Regions from separate parts of the Homo sapiens genome. Here region 2 is linked to region 1. Evidence: chromatin loops called from intact Hi-C (ENCODE). Cell type or tissue: dorsolateral prefrontal cortex. All regions are shown on one strand. Each heading gives the region's core, and the rest is flanking DNA. Links, peaks and the distances in the headings are about the cores only. Region 1 overlaps DCLK1 (doublecortin like kinase 1). Region 2 overlaps DCLK1 (doublecortin like kinase 1).

Region 1 (2,919 bases), core at 291-2,790:
TGTATGTGTGTGTGTATATATATACAGAGAGAGAAAGATAAATTCAAATTTTATCAACTGTTCCAAATATATAAGTTACTTCATGCATATCAGGAAGCTGAATACAGAACTATGAGCCTCATAAATGCCAGCTGATTATGTTCCCAACTCAGAGTGTCTGGGCAGATTGGGCAAGTTTTCCCCCTGAGCAATCTGCTGTCTGCATTTCTGCGCTCCTTCCTTGGGGTGGGCAGGAGGGAAGGGTATGTCAGCCACTCCCAGCTCACCCCAAATAAGTGGCCTGAGGGCAAGCAAAGGATTGGTGAGTCCAAGGACTCTTTCTGAGGAGGTATATTTTGGTGAATGACTATCACGAAGCCCTTTTGACTTAAGCACATGGTTCTCCATTGCCCCAATATTAGGTATTTGCTAATTAAAGTACAGAAATGCACACATTTAATACTGGTCATCAGGTGTATTCTGATGGGTCTAATGGGCTATTTTTTTTTTAATTCCACACAATACCTTGAATAATGAATGAGGAAATTACCTACAAGACCAGATCACAGCCAGAGATGAATGTTGGCAGTGACATGAAGAAGGCTGAGAACAAATGATTAGGTTTAGAAAATCCCAGCTCATCAACTCTGGTCTGCTCTTCAGTACCTAAGAATGGTGTCATACACCCAAGAACAGCTCCATGTTCAAGCACTAACTCCAGGCCCAGATGTTGTCTCGGTGGCATAGCAAATAATGGAAAGTTGCTCATTTCTTTCCCCATGAAGAAAGTCAAGGTTCGGAAGCCATCATAAGTTAATAGGACTAACGTTCTCTACACAGTGGGCACAATTACATTGTCAACAAGAGCTCTGTGAGTATTCAAATGTCAGCTTTCTTTACAGACTGGGTAGATAATAAGCAGAATGTCATTGTCCCTGAAAGAAATATTAAGGAAGTATTACTAACGATCCATTACAAATTGGTGTCAATTTCAAATATGTCACTGTGTTGACAGGATATAAATAATACATGAAGAAAACACTTGCACATTAAGAATCGATTTTCTGCTTTGTGCAATTTAGAGTTCCAGTTTTTTTTTTCTTTTCTTTTCTTTTTTTTTTTTTTTTTTTTTTTGACGGAGTCTCACTCTGTCACCCAGCTGGAGTGCAGTAGTACGATCTCGGCTCATTGCAACCTCTGCCTCTTGGGTTTAAGCTATTCTCCTGCCTCAGCCTCCCAAGTAGCTGGAATTACAGGCACGCGACATCACGCCCGGCTAATTTTTGTATTTTTAGTAGAGATGGAGTTTCACCATGTTGCCCAGGCTGGTCTCAAATTCCTGGGCTCAAGTGATCCACCCACCTTGGCCTCCCAAAGTGCTGGGATTACCGGCGTGAGCCACCGTGCCCGGTCTAGAATTCCAGTTTTTCATTCAATAAGTCTACAATGTAGTACTCTTATAATATTCTTTCCATTCTCACTCAATACTAGATTACAATTAAGAGAGGAAAACTCAGAAATCATACACAGCAGAATAATTTGCTATTTTACCAATGAAATAGAATTTGAACACTCTCAAACAACCAACATGTAATATCACAATTCGCCACTTGGTGTCACTAGACCTCCAGGAAACTCAAATTTACACTTACCCTGACAAGAGATTACGTTAGATTTCCACACCTTTTTTTCTGTAAGGCCCCATTTCACACAAAGATATTACAAAATGACAACGGCATGAATTATCGGAATGATGGAACTATCTTCTAAAAGGGTAGTAAACTCAGGTTAACTCCCAAACAGAATACACACCTATTACCTTACTAGTAAGAGTAATAACCACCAATTATTGAGCACCAGCCACAGTGCTAAGTGCTCTACCTATATTGTCTTATCTAATCCTGAAAACACGATCTTCCTTTAATGGTAGTTGTCTTTATTTTTAAAATGAGAAACCTGAGCTCTGCAGAGGTTAATAACTTGCCAAGCTGTTCCCAGTACCCAATCTCACATACAGATCTCTGCTAAGCCATGAGGCCACAAAACAGAAGCTATGTTTTTGGTCTGGAGAAATATTCTCCACCTGGAAGACAACCCTTACCCACAAAAAGGCAGTAGCCCAAGGGCTGTCAACGAAGTGCCAAGCGACTTTCCAATGACTATTAAAAGTAAAAGAATACAGCCCGGGATTCAGAAGACCCGGCCGGGGAAGGACTAATCAATGAGGTTTCATGGAAGACAAGGGATGTCAGCTGATCTCTGCATGGGGTTCAGAACTGAGACAGCCAGAAAGAGGACATGTGAATGGGGTGAGGCGCAGAAAGCTTCTAAACAGCCACTGCCATTGCTTGGCAAATGCATGACAGCCAATCCATAAACAATATTGTCCCAGAGCTATCCTTTCCCGTCAGATCCCAAAGGCCCACTCGTTTCTCACTGCTTTCCACTCCCAGTGCCAAAGTACTGACTCATAGCATTTTTGGCTAAAAGGGAAGGAACTGAATTTTCTTTTTTACTTTTAAAAAGATGCTGAGCTGGCTCCTCAGTCAAGTGCTGATGATTCACTGCGAACAAATCCCAGTGGCGAAAGGCCAATCACGGTCATTTACCTTATTCAAATCTTAACAGCTGGAGAGCAGTGAGTTTTTGCAATGTGGTACCCTGCAATAAGGGCTGAAAATGACCTTTGTCTCCGCAAAGGCAACCACATGCAGGCGGCCTGGTTCCTCTTCAACTGGACATGAAGGATTCTCTGAGCAGCTCTGGCACTAAGTCAGCTGGACCTGAGCACACTGGCTCTTCTGTGATTCTGGGAAAAACATATTACAACTCAAAGTGTGCTGTTGAAAATATAACAAAATCCCATCTACTTGGGACCAATAGGAGATACACTTTTATTTTTTGTTTCCATAGTAAAATACACATAACATAAAGATCTCC
Region 2 (2,919 bases), core at 184-2,683, 61 kb after region 1:
CCCGGCCACCCTGATGTGATCTTTACACATTATATGAATTTATCTAATTATCACATGTATGTGATAATGTATCAATTAAAAAAAGAAAATTTAAAAAATAGAAAGAAAATCTAATCCCCTACTGTAAAAAAAGAACTTCCAAGGTTCCATGGGTATGGCTTATAATGTGTCAGAGACACATTAAGACTTTTAAGATACAGCTCACTGCAGCCTGAGTGGTAATAAAAGGAAGACTTTGTGAACAAAGAAAGCCTCTTGGAGGCGGTGACTGTGACATTTATTTTTCCTAGATATGTCCAGTAATTTATTGAATCCAAGAGAATAATGGAGAAGCAAGAGACCATCAACCTCATCTTTGGTAGCTTTCTCATTTTATGAACAAGGAAGCTGGGTCCCATAAAAGCTCAGTGACTTGTTACCTTGCTTGCTAAGCTGGTAACAGTTCCCAAAGATGGGTGTGAATGAAGAGGCAGGACAGGTCACTGTCCCCACCATGGGTCCATCCCTGCCCCTGAGGTTTGTTTTAAGGCCCGGAGATGGTTCGGTCTTCCAGAGTGCTTCCTGGTTACAGGAATGAGAGCCTCCCAGGGGCAGGGCAGAGAATCCTGGAGAACCAAATACAGTAACAAGAGCCTAGAGCTTAGCTTTGGTCAGGAAAGAGAAGTGAGAGATGGAATACTGAGGTACCTATGGGGCAGAACTTTAAGTCAAGATCCCAAAGGAGCAATGATATTCTTTGGCACATACCTGTTTTTGTTTTAATCAAATGCATAATCTCAGAGGCTTTTCCAGTACATGTTCCTAAGCAACTTATGCACAACTGATCTTTTAGAAGCAACATATTTGGTGATGCTATTCAGGTAGGTGGGTAGGTAGCTGGCATGTCTTCCATAAATGCCAGCATGATAATGAAAATGCTTAATATCTATTTAATTTTACTAAGCGCTATGACAAGCACAGCAAAGTTACCTCCTTTAATACTACAACAATTAGTGTTCATGCGTTAGACACTATTTTTCTTTTTCATTTTGCAGATAAGGAAACTGAGGTGTAAAGTTAAGAATGTGTTCAAATATCTAGGAGGTAGCAGATTCAAGACTTGAATGAAGTTTCTCTAATTCCACAGCCAAGGATCTTGAGCACTCATTTTAGAATGTAATCCCCTGTGTGTAAAATTTATGTCTAACATTTCATGATTCACAGCACCATGTCCTATGACTAAAGAAAGTATTTCACATGACTTAGTAGTCATTCGTCAGGCGCCTACCAATGAAGAATCCTATCAAATGTCCAGCTGGCATTTTGATCTGTCACTGTTGTAGAAGATGCAGTTTTCAAATTTAAAAGCAACTTAGAAAAGATATAAATATCTCATTTCAGGTAAGGAATGAGTAGGAAATGGATTCAGGAGCACAGAGAATCTCAACAACTGATAAGGCTTTAAAAGAAAACTCCAGAAATAACTCTTGGCCACCATGTATTTCTGAAGTGTGAAACTGCAACCCATTGCCAGATCCTCTGAACAAAATCTGTGAAAAATCAAAGGACATAATCTGGTAGGATTTCTTCTGCCATTGGAGCTATACTGAGCTGCAGGCAATTCTGGCTGAAATGTTTCACTCTTCCAAAAGGTAGCAGCTGGCCTCTGGTATAAAAAGCAAATTGGTGAATAAAATTCACACTCTTCAAAATGTGCGAACATCGGTGATTTTTTTTCAGCACCACTTTCTTCTAAAGCTAAACCAGAGAGGCAAACACTGACTTTTAAAAATTCCCTTTTTATTTAAATTTCTGTCAATTTTCTTGGTAAAATGTTTTGTTGAAAGTATTGCATAGACAGGGTTACTGTGCACACATGTACACACACACACACATACAAATACACTGCCCTTCTATCTTCCAAAACTAAGCGACAAGGTAAAAAAAAAAATCTTTGATCCAGCTAAACAAAGACCTAATTTAATCATGAAATTCTGAAAGTATGACTAAGAGACATAAATATGTTGCTGTATTTTTATGAATTTATTAGCAAAACACTTTTGAACGCAGTGTCTAATAAAGTATATTTTCCCTAAATTTAAAATGAAGATGGCCTTACTAAGTAGCAGATATTTATATAATACAGACAACTTTTCTTTTTAAATTTAAACTTAATTTTTTTTTTTTTTTAGATACAAGGTCTGGCTCTGTCACCCAGGTGGGAGTGCAGTGGCATGATCATAGCTCACTGCAACCTCAAACTCCTGAGTTCAAGTGACCTCCACATTAAAGGCATAAAAGTGAGACCTTAAACTGTAAAATTATTAGAAGAAAACATAGGAGAAATGCTTCTTGACATTGGTCTGGGCAATAAATGAACCAATATTAATGCATGGATTATTAACTGAAGTCCATATTTCATTCATATTTTCTTAGTTTTCACTTAAGTACTTTTTTCTGTTACAGGATCTCCTTTATGACACCACATTACATTTAGTCGTTGTTTTCTTAGGGTCCTTTTGGCTATTACAGTTTCTTAGGCTTTCTTTGTTTTTGATGACCTTGACAGTTTGAGGGATACTACTCAGAGATTTGCAGGGTATTCCTCCATAGGAATACCCTGCAAATCTCTGAGTAGTATCCCTCAAACTGTCAAGGTTTTCCTCATGGTAAAACTGAGATTATAGGATTTGGGGAGGAAGACTACAGGGGTAAAGCGGCATCCTTATAACACTAAGTGCATACTGTCAAGAGTTCATTCTATCAGCATGACTTATCACTATTGATGTTGACTCTATTCACCTGGCTGAGTAGTGTTGACAGGTTTTTCAACTGTGAAGTTAATCTTTTATTCTCCTTTCTATACTGTACTCTTTGGAATGAAGTCTCTATGTGCAACTCACATTTTAAGGAGTGGGGAGTTATGTTCCACTTCCTTCA

Evidence for each region. Hi-C counts contacts between places; a loop is a spot of excess contacts. Peaks named below come from ENCODE experiments on the same cell type or tissue, not always from the same donor. Only the 100,000 strongest peaks of a DNase experiment are listed, where the experiment ranks them.
Region 2: it touches region 1 in a loop (9-fold over the local background); 2 of 110 quality-filtered maps call a loop at or near these places.

The regions. Positions count from the first base shown.
Region 1 is chr13:35,977,114-35,980,032 of GRCh38, forward strand. The region is part of intron 3 of DCLK1 (doublecortin like kinase 1); the gene reads right to left. Among named protein-coding and RNA genes, the nearest start is that of DCLK1, 150 kb to the right of the region's middle. In dorsolateral prefrontal cortex, for the core only: CTCF peaks have their summits at 1,589 (motif pointing right) and 1,795; a DNase peak (open chromatin) is centred at 2,678; H3K4me3 peaks cover 760 bases; H3K27ac peaks cover 1,176 bases.
Region 2 is chr13:36,037,777-36,040,695 of GRCh38, forward strand. All of the region lies in intron 3 of DCLK1 (doublecortin like kinase 1), which reads right to left. Among named protein-coding and RNA genes, the nearest start is that of DCLK1, 92 kb to the right of the region's middle. In dorsolateral prefrontal cortex, for the core only: no CTCF peak of the experiment used is centred there; no DNase peak of the experiment used is centred there; H3K27ac peaks cover 2,342 bases.